2 separate regions of the Homo sapiens genome follow, and region 1 is linked to region 2. A link is an interaction called in ENCODE POLR2A ChIA-PET data of the cell type or tissue named here. Cell type or tissue: CD4-positive, alpha-beta T cell. All regions are shown on one strand. Links, peaks and the distances in the headings refer to the core of each region. The heading gives the core; the rest is flanking DNA.

What was found. Peaks named below come from ENCODE experiments on the same cell type or tissue, not always from the same donor. Only the 100,000 strongest peaks of a DNase experiment are listed, where the experiment ranks them.
Region 1: POLR2A ChIA-PET joins it to region 2 with 5 read pairs; 3 of 35 experiments call an interaction of 5 or more read pairs at or near these places.

What each region holds. Positions count from the first base shown.
Region 1 is chr1:243,489,977-243,495,357 of GRCh38, forward strand. All of the region lies in intron 17 of SDCCAG8 (SHH signaling and ciliogenesis regulator SDCCAG8), which reads left to right. It also overlaps a transcript of AKT3 not described here. Among named protein-coding and RNA genes, the nearest start is that of MIR4677, 150 kb to the left of the region's middle. RefSeq lists enhancers at 1-386, 387-910. In CD4-positive, alpha-beta T cell, for the core only: no CTCF peak of the experiment used is centred there; no DNase peak of the experiment used is centred there.
Region 2 is chr1:243,419,416-243,424,796 of GRCh38, forward strand. All of the region lies in intron 15 of SDCCAG8 (SHH signaling and ciliogenesis regulator SDCCAG8), which reads left to right. Among named protein-coding and RNA genes, the nearest start is that of MIR4677, 76 kb to the left of the region's middle. In CD4-positive, alpha-beta T cell, for the core only: no CTCF peak of the experiment used is centred there; a DNase peak (open chromatin) is centred at 2,576; H3K4me3 peaks cover 869 bases.

The sequences.
Region 1 (5,381 bases), core at 218-5,217, 70 kb after region 2:
TAATGAGGTGGTCCGTGGGCTGACCAAGGCCTCCGCCTTTAATTAGGATTGCACCCAGGTGCTCTGTGAGTGCCCTGGGGACTTCAGGCAGTAAGTGCTTGGAATGATTAATATGAAAAATGCATCTGGAAATGAAAACGAAGAGGAGTCTCATTCTCCTCACAAAATGACCCTGTGCTCAAGGAACCTGTAAGTACTGACTTTTCCCACTCGGTCCAAAATCCCTCTGCCAAACATGTGTTCACAGACAGTAAATGAGCACACCCAGGCGCCACGGAGCTAAGGCCTGGAGGTGGAAATGCCTCTACTGTCCCCATGCTTCTGAGACTGCTCCCAGGGACTGTGGGGGAGCGGGCCGCTCAAAGTCCGAGCCACAGCCGCACTGCCACAGCTAATCTAGGAGGCGAGGCCTCACCTGGCACGCTCCATGGCAGGGCCCTGGAACCTGAATTTTGCCAAGCTGTTGGGATGATTCTGGACGACACTACATTTTGAAAACCTCTGAAGTGTTTGGAGCTGGAAAGAACAGAGAATTATTCCAGGTTGTGTCACTGTGCTGAATCCCCTGCCCCCGCTTCGGACAAGTAACTTAAGCCTTTTTCCAGCCTCAGTTTCTCCTCTGCACAGTGGGCATGGTGCACGCCTGGCTTCACGGGCTACTGGGAGTGCTGAGTGCAGGCGGGATGCCCCACGGGCCCTTGGGCACACAGGCTGAGGACGTGTGAGGGTGTTTCCTTTCTCCCTCATCTTCAGAGGGTCCTGGGAGAGGTTCAGGGAAGGCAGAGGCCTGCAGAGCAGCAGCTGTGGGACCAGTGCCACTCCCCTCCCCTCTGCTTTCAGGATGACCCCCTCATCCTCCACCAGACCCAGCCCAGAACCCAGCCCTGTGGGCAGGTCCCCAGGGAGGGCCCCAGCAGCACCTGCTTTAGGCCTGGCCAGCCAAAGATCAGGACCACTGGAGCCACTAGGTCTCCTGGCAGGTGACTAGGCTCTTGTCACATAGGAGGGAGGGACCGTGACTCCTGGCATGAGTGAATCTTCAGCCTCTAAAGCCAAGAACTCTGTCAGACCTCAGGTTGTGGGGAGTCTTCCGTGGAAGCTGGAGCACACGGCAGCTTCCTTTGGGCTCTGGACTAGATCAGGAGAACGTGGGCTTTGCCTTTTAACTCCCCATCTGCCTGCTTTACAGCACACTTAGATCTTAACATGGATCACCGATGCTTAGAAGCTTCTTCCAGGGCTTTAAAAATCTGGCTATTGCCAAATGAGTTGCAAAATTTTCACAAAACGCATTAAAAAAACCCCAAACCTCAAAAAATCCTCAGAAAAACTAGCAGGTCTTTCTTTCTTCTTTTGCCTGAAGCAACAGCAATGATTTGCCCATTCCTGTGCTATCTGATACTGGCCCATCTGGCTCATCTCTAAAGCGGCCTTTCAGATTCAAATATTACACTTGGAGTTATTTTAATATGAACATGACAAAAGAAATTTGGTAGAGGGAATGTTGGCTTTCAGTTGCAAATACTAGTGGTCAGAGAGGAGGCAGGGATCCAGGTTTGCAAGCTCTCTGCTGAATATCTAAACCCAGAGCCTGCTTTTTCTGGCTAAGCCTGGCCTTCACCTCTAGGTAGGGGCTGTCAGTGGGCTTCAGCCTCTGCGATGCCTTCTTGTCATGGAATCAGCTTGAGTTGTGAGTTAGGCTTCTGCTGAGCCATGATGTGGGCGAGGCTGCTGTAGGTTCGAGCAGGTATTTTGGATGCGGTGCCGCCTGAGGGCTCCGGAGTGCTCAGCCACCCTCTCTGTTTTCCTGGAGTGGCCTGTGGGTCCAGATCTTGGGCAGCTGAGGGTTAGAGCTGTCCTCATGTCCGGGTTAGAGATGGTTTAACTAAAGGCTTCCGTTTTCTCAGCCTGGATGAGTTAAGCTTAACTTAATTTTGCATGTCAAACTCTAAACATCTCTGTCCACTTAATACCCAGAAGAGAATGGGTCGGGCAATGGTTCCAAAGCAAAGTCCACCCCTTTCCTTCCCTCCCTGTCCTGGGTCCTGAGCCCCGCTGCCCCTGGTGGTGGGGCTCAGGCTGGCCTGTGGCCTCCAACAGGAAGTGTCTAGCCTGTTGGCAGGCTTCATTATTCTAATTGTTTCTGCTTGAATTCTGAAACACTCACAACAACATGGCTGGCAGAGGGAGCCCCTGGTAGTGGTAGCTGCCACATGGATGCTTTTGGCCACGAGAACCCCCATCCTCCCCGCTCCCCGGCGCTGTCTGCGGTGGGCAGGACTCAGGGCACTGGCTCAAGCTCTCGGCTCGTTTCTTGGCTTTTTTTTTTTTTTTTTTTTTTTTGAGACGGAGTCTTGCTCCGTCACCCGGACTGGAGTACAGTGGTGCAATCTCTGCTCACTGCAACCTCCGCCTCCCGGCTTCAAGTGATTCTCCTGCCTCAGGCTCCCAAGTAGCTGGGATTACAGGCACCCACCACCACACCTAGCTAATTTTTTTGTATTTTTAATAGAAACGGGGTTTCGCCATGTTGGCCAGGCTGGTCTTGAACTCCTGACCTCAAATGATCCGCCCACCTTAGCCTCCTAAAGTGCTGGGATTACAGGCGTGAGCCACTGCGCCCAGCTGTTTTTTTTTTTTTTTTTTTTTTTGATGAGTTTTGTTCTTGTCGCCCAGGCTGGAGTACAATGGCATGGTCTTGGCCTACTGCAACCTCTGCCTCCTGGGTTCAAGCAATTCTCCTGCCTCAGCCTCCCAAGTAGCTGGGATTACAGGTGCCTGCCACCACGCCTGGCTAATTTTGTATTTTTAGTAGAGACTGGGTTTCTCCACGTAGGCCAGGCTGGTCTCGAACTCCTGACCTCAGGTGATCTGCCCACCTTGGCCTCCCAAAGTGCTGGCATTACAGGCATGAGCTTTGCCCGGCCTCTTGGCTTGTTCTTAGTTTAGGGTGACTACAAATAATGGCATTATTGATCTCCTGCCTCACCTGGGTTCGGAAACAACTTCAAGAAAATAGCTTTTAAATGTCATGAAATGGCTCTTACTTGTCCTTGTGGAGAAACAGACACTGAAGCACTAGCCCAGCTTTGCCTAGATGCAGTTCCCCACACTCTGTATTCCGGGAGGGTCAGGGCCTCCAGACACACACCCTGGCCTGTCTTTTGTTTGAGACTGGGCTGGGTAGTCGCACTCTCGCCCTCTTGAGAGGCAGGCCCTGGCTGGGGGAGGCTGAAACCTTGGTGGTGGGGGTGGGGGGAGGGGGATTCGGGGTGAGGGTGGTGGGTCTCAGGGGAGTTTGGGCAGGGCCTGACAGCTTGGAGCAGGGTCAGGGGTCTGCGGCCCAGAGCCTGGGGGCTCTAACATCTGGCTAGGAAGGTTGGAGCCAGCTGGTGAGGAAACATGAGTCTTGGGGAGAATGGCATCTGGGACAGGGGAAAACAGAAATTATCTGTCCACTTAGAGGATGGTCTCAACCATCAAGATGATTTTCTGTGTCTGCTTTCTTATTTGGTAATGAATACGGTTTTGGCTGACTTGCATTTTCTGGTAGCCGTCGTATCCTGAGCAGGCTGCTTGGTTCTGTCTGCAGTGTTCAATCTGGGGAGTGATTCCCTTTTAGTCCCCTCATATGAATCACTTACAGTTTAGAAAACAGAGTCGGAAACTGACTTGTCAGTGGTTAATCAGTTGGCCCTATGACTTTTAAGCATTCTTGGCAGTGAATTTACTTTCTAATTTGATTTAAACTTGTGCATGGATCCAGCAGCCATATGTGATTATATTCAAGATCATCGACATTATCTCATTATACCAAAGGACTCATAGAAGAGAGCCGAAAACAAGCAGGGGACACAGAGACACAGAAGATGATGAAGGGAGGAAAGGCCCATTGCAACTGGAAGCAAAGGGAGAAGGGAGGTTCTAGAAAAGTGACAGCTCTCAGGGAGCAAGACTCCCTGCCGAGGGAGGCCTGGCTGCAAGGCGGAGCTGCTGCAGGCTGCCCATGTTAGGCCTTGGAGGTGTCACCTAATTTACTGTGGTCCTTCCAGGAGCCCTGGGGGCCTCGCCCAGCTGACTTAGGAGCTACCACAAAGTTAGCTACCTGTAAGACAGATGGCGCTTGAATAGAACAGCAAATACATTGAATAAAATAAATTAAAAAGCCTCCTCCTGAACCAAGATTTTTTGGAAAGAATTCTAAATAGATGAAAACAAACAATTTGATTTCAACCAAATTGTTGTTTTTTTGTTTTTATCCTGATTTTCACCCGAATTGTCAGTCTCAAAAATAAACACTGATACATTCCCAGAAAATATTTTTCAAATAAAAACTGACTCTGTTAAAGTTTGCCCTGATTCTTTCAAAACTGTGTACAAGACACTGTCAACCAAAGTGACTTGCATATTTTTTTAAATAAACTTGAACATATGCAGCTAAAATGTCATTAACTCCCTGCTGCCTGAGTGTTTTTAAAAAATGACACAAGACCCTGGGTGCTGCATGTCTAACATAAGCATCTCGCGACCTTCGGAGAAACTTCCCCAAACACCTCCAACAGCAGACAGTTAAACTTTTTGTTTTTTGACTGAGCGCCCCGTGTATAATTAATATTGAAAAGCGCATAGGGCTTCATTTTAGCCAGACTTGCTCTTCCGTTAACAGTTCACTTTGTCCAAGAGTGAGTACTTTCAGAATAAGAATCATGGGAGAAAAGTCAATTGAATTTTATATTCCTTCAGATACATTCACTCTACTTATTGCTTCCTGAGTCAGACATTACATTTCACAATATAAATTCACAATCAAGATTTTAAAGGGAGCTAAATATTTTAATCCAATTAGACAAGTGAACAAAACACTGAATATTGCATGTAGTGTAGATAAGTGGTTCTTGCCTTTAAAAGACTGTAATTCCGTCACATTACAACCCCAAATGTCAGTGTTGTCTTTATTTTTAACACTTTCAAACATGAGGCAGCCAGAGGCTCCACTCTCTGCTGTTGGTGACACTGTCTGTCCTTTGGGAATTCTTAAAATCTATTTACCATGGAAACATGGTTCATATAAAACACAGACCTGCCTGTGTGTAGAGGAAGTTCTCATGACTCAGGGGACTTGAGAAAGCTGGAAGATGACAAACTCAGACCCCACGGTTGGGAAGGAACCCTTGGGCTTGGGTGCGCCCTGGGGAGGACAGGTGGCACCGCAGAGCCAGGGCCTCCACCCCGGCCTCATGTGTGCTGGGGCCTCCCTGGCCTGTGCGGGGCCGCCTCCCTCTCCCCGCCAAGTCCAGCTCGAGATGCTGTCTTACGGAACGTCCCACTTCATGTCTGCAAGGCGGCCTTCTCTGTGGATACCTTTCCATTCCTCTGGTTTC
Region 2 (5,381 bases), core at 304-5,303:
AACAAGATTGTATCATTTAGGGATAAAATGATATCAATCTGGGTTTTATATAAATGTATTAGGTCTAAAATTGGTTTGTGAATGATTAGTGATCTTGCTCTCCAAGGAGACCTAATTAGGGAAATTTATTATATAAAAGAGACAAAAAGGTGCTTGGTATGTTATTTAATTCTCACCACAACTTGAGGCAGGAATTATTATCTTCCAGATAAGGAAACCAAAACTGTTTAAATAACTGGTGAGTGGGAGAGCTACGGTTCTAACATAGGTATTTCTGGTTCCAAAGTATACGTTCTTTCTTATGGTAATTACAGTATTTTACATCTATTGCTAAAGAAAATTCAAGCCACAGTAGTTATGATGAGAAAGTTTGGGAAGGAAAAATTCACCTTTAAATTTCCGTGGAGAAGTAAGCGTCCTTGGCATGTAACGGTTAACTTACTCTGTGCCCCTAGGCCCTCTTTTTCCTCCTCTAGATCTGTCATCTTAGCCTGTACTGGTCTAACTCAGAACCTCTATTGCTCCTCCTGCTTCTCATTCCTCCAGCTCCTGAACAGTACTTTGTAAATTGGATGTATTCTTTTGTATCTGACATAGATGGCATTTAATGAATAAATGATGAATGAATGAAACAAATAGGTGTGGTGCTATTCGCACCTCCTGATCTGACTTCTGATGCCAGTCTGTCCCATTGTTGATGGCTGACAGTGTGCAGTAAAGAACACATGGCAATTCAGAGGAACTAGGTTTGAATCTCACTCTCCCACTTGGAGCTTTGTAACCTTGGGTACATGGCCTCATTTCCCCAAACCTCAGCTTCTCCTTCTGTAAAAACATTTCTAAAGCCACACTGCAGGATTGTTATGGGAATTAGAATTGTGTATATAGATACGCATACATACACGTATCAAGTGCCTAGCACAGTGCCTGACACATAGTAATACACAGTAGCTGCTATTATTTTCACTGGTGGCATTTTTAAGGGTCTTGACTGGTAATTTGGGTATCACTTTACATAGCTATTGTCTTTGCCAGGGAAAGTCTGACTGTCATTTTCCGACGGACATAAGTCTATGCCACAATGAAAGCCTTTTTAAAACAGCCAGATCAGGAAAATGTGGATCTAGTTGTATTTTGTAACTCTGATGAATTAAAGCAGGCACCTACTCTAAGTTTACAATTTGACTCAACCAAGGCCTGGCAAGTAGTAAACACTTGATAAATTGTTACTTACTATTTTTAAAACTCTCAAGCGCCCCTAAAACTTACGAAAAGTGCATTTTGTGTGCCTCACAAGAAGGTAGTGAATAGGACAAATTTTGATTTTAGGGTTGTTTGTTCTTAATTTCTTTTAGTTCCAGTTTCATTTCTCCCTGGCTTCTTACTATGACATTTTCAATAACTCATTCATGTTAAGTTTTACATTCCATTTTGATGTTACCTTCTGCTTTGAAACCACCTATAAAACTTGAAGGGCTTAAACTGCTTCTTTTAAAATACAAATTATTAATGTAGTAAACTCTGAAGAAGCCCTCCAGGAGTGTGCCTCTGCATACCCCATGCCAAACTATTGGGATAAATAATTTTCCCTGTGCTTTGAGGTAAGGAAAATCTTGGAGTTTCTAAAGTTTTGTCATTGTGGAAACTCAGTCTCCAAATTTATACTTATGCAATCCATATGGTAATTTTGGTCCAGCTTTTCCTCAGAGTATTACAGTAAAATTCTTCTTGAAAAGTAAGTGTATTTATTTTGTATTGAGCAATAATTAAGACATATTTTTCCTTCCTCTGTTACTAGCAACATTACTCTAAGAGTCTTGTTTTTCAAAATACCAACTAAACAAATAGATTCCTACCATTTAAAACAAGATTTTAAACTCACAGATCTAGTCATTTGACTGAAGCCCATGCAGAATGACGGGAAAGCTGAGAGCATGGGCTCGGCGTGCACGTACGCCCTTACTCTCTGCCCCAGCTTCATGCTAGGCTGCTCTGTTGCTCTGTGAAAATGTTTTGAAATGGTACCTCCGTGTGTGTGTCTGTTGTATGTGTTTTCTCCCCAAGGAGACCGTAAGTCGCATTATGGCAGTGACGACTGCTTCTGTTTTCTGGAAGCCTCCATAGTGATTAGCACAGTAGTTTGCGCGCTCTGTGTACTCCACACTGCACGTAGTGGTGTCTGTAACCCCGGGGTTTGTGAATGGCACGTCCCATTTTAAAACTTAAAATGAACTGCCGATTCTGTGCATGTTGTATAGCTTGTTTTTGACCATCAGGCAAGAGAATTAATTCCATTTTGCTTTTAATTGGCACCAGGCAGACATTCTGGCTGATTTTAGTTGAAGCTCACATAAACTTTCGCTATCCTTCCTTCTGTATTCCCCAGTACTCTGAGAGCTTATTATAGTTATGGGGTTGTTTTTTGAAGGAGGTAAACGGAGCTATTTAAATATCTTCGGTACAACTGTGATTTTTCTTTATCAAAGTGAAGGAAGTGTTCTCTCTCCCCACGCGCTTAGATGAATCAGCAGTAAAACGTTGCAGTGCGGTTTGCAGTGCTATCTAACACCTGGCCTGGGAGAGCTGGAAGGATTGGGTGCTGGCAGGGAGTGAGCCTCTGCCAGCCACAGAGTGGAGAGAAGTGTGTGCTAGGTTTTAGCTTCCACCTCTTGCACACTGAAAAGAACAGGATAGAGCATAGAACCAGGGTCTATGTGGTTTTGCTTCTTTCTTTTCTGTCATTGTCACTTTCTGGGTTGTGAGGCTTGTGGACTGATGTCTAACACTGCCCATTGTGTATTTGTGATTTGCGTTTTGTAATTAAGAGGAACAATGGGAGTCCATGGGGTCTCGTTATATATAATGGTTGGTTTAATTTGTTTCACTTCTATCTTGTTAATTGTAAATTGATCATTAAGATTTGAATTCTAATCTGTCACCAGGGTTGTGAGTATTGAGGCTAGAGCAATGATCCCGGTTTTAATCACTGATGATGAGAAACAAATTTTATAATTTTGGTACATATTGCAGTTCATATATTTTAACACTATACTTTATGGTGTTATAAATATTGTTAAATGACTTTTAGTGTAGTTTTACTGTGTGGACTATAATGTGTAAATTATATTACTGTTTTGGCAACAGTAGGTATCCAACTGTGTGAGTTTAATTGAGGTGAAGAACACACACCCGGTTGAACTGTTTTTTTCCTTTGCATGTTTAGATGATGTTAGGTTGGGATACTATAAAAATTATATTTTCTACAAGAGGAGACTGATATTGGCCTCTGCTAATTGTTACCAAAAGTCAAACTAGAACCTAAAAGAATAAAAAATTAAGATATTGTATTTCCCTTTGAAAGCAATTATCATTTTAATCCGAATTATAGTAGTAAAATATATTTCATGCAAATGCAATTATGCAACATAACTGGTATATAAAAATACAGGGGAAAGTTCATGCTTCTGTAAAGCCAGAAATTGCCTGAATTTTCTATGAAAATGGATTAGAGTCAATTATCCTTTTATATGACACAGGATAATCATGCCAGAAATGTATCTCCTAACTAACAGAAAACTTGTAAGTTTACTCTTTGAGCTTTGCAAACTACTAGTTCTAGGAACATATCGTGAGCTGCAGACAGAAAAAGGATGATGTGCAGGCATATATGTCAAATTTTTATTGAAAAATGGAAGTTGGTAGGCAAATTACAATTATAAACAAAGAAAAAAACAAAAATGTGAAGCAGAAAAAAAGATTGTTGCAATACACACTTGATAGTGATGTGTACTTTATAAATAACATTTATATTTTTGGGATTATGTAAGACATCCTCAATGCAGGGAATTTGGAAAATACAAAGAAGAATTAAGGAAAATTTCCTGTGCCACTACCAGCTAGAGATAACTATTCTTACCTCTGATATATTTCCCTTCAGTCATTTTTCATGTGTATGTCTGTGTACATTTATAGTGTGATTGAGATTATACCGTATATACAGTTTTGCGTCTGCTTTTTCATTTGATATCTAATGAACATTTTTCTATATCAGTAAATACTCTGAAAACAAAACTTTATTAAATGATTTGCGTGTATAAGAATTATTAGGCTTTTAAGATGCTTCCAATTTTTAACCGTTTATGAATAATAATACAACAAAAACTTTGTACCTAAATCTAAATTTTTGATTGTTTCCTTAATTGCTGGTCCAAGACGATTAATCCTTTTAAGGGTGTTGATGTGTTTTACCTTGCTGAAGTACTACACTAACTTCTAATAACTGTATATGTAGCCATATTAGTAAATAACATTACAAAGAAGTGAGATTTTTTTAAAAAAGCATGAGAGGCAATATTGCACAGGTGGGTGGAACCACCCCTTTAGAGGTGGACTAAGTAATATCTGGGCTTGACTACTTGGATGACCTTAGGCAAATTATTCAACTTCATGTTTACCTCACAGAGAAAAGAAAAGAAACCCTTACAAGTACCTTATAGGATTAATTGAGATCATGAATGTAAAGGATGGATTTCACTGTTTGTTATACGGTGGCATGCAGTAAATATTTGGTGGTAGTATCTGGTTTTGTTGTGCTATTTTTTGAATAATAGTGAAATTGAATATGTTATAAATGGTATTGATCATTTGTGTTTCTTCTGTAGATATTTTCAATATTTCTTATACTTTTTAATTGGAATTTTGATGGAGAGTGCAGTTAGTGTTTCATTAAATTATGCTTTTAATGTTTGTCTTATTTTTGTAAATAATTTCCTGTTGTTTACATTGATTTTAATTAATAAGCTTTATTTTTTAGAGCAGTTTTAGGTTCACAGCAAAACTGGACAGAAAGTACAGAACTCCCATATATTCCCTGTTCCTTCCACACACAACCTCCCCCACCAGTGACATCTACATTTTGTTTTATTATGATTTTTTTCAAAATCAGAATGAATTTATTTAAAACAAATAAAATACATATCTATTTTAAAAATTTAGAAAGTATGGAAAAGGATGAATACAGAACAGAGAAAACATTCCTGATCCTACCATCCAGAAATAACCAATATTAATAGTTGGTATGCATGTCAAAATATTTTTCTAAATTATAAAATGAAATCACATTACACATGCTGACTTTTAATGTTTTCTCTTTGTTACTAATATGTCACAGTTTTAGATCAATAAATATCACTTATAAATAGCCACATTATCAGAATAATAAGTAACATAACCAAGCTCCTGTTGATAGATTTCTTGGTTAAGTTTCCAGATTATGGGTTGCAAAGAAAGGTTGTTTCTAGAAACAATGCTACAATGAATACTCTCACACAAACCTATGATATATTTTAAATGTGATTTTTTTATGCATAAAAGTTTTGTAT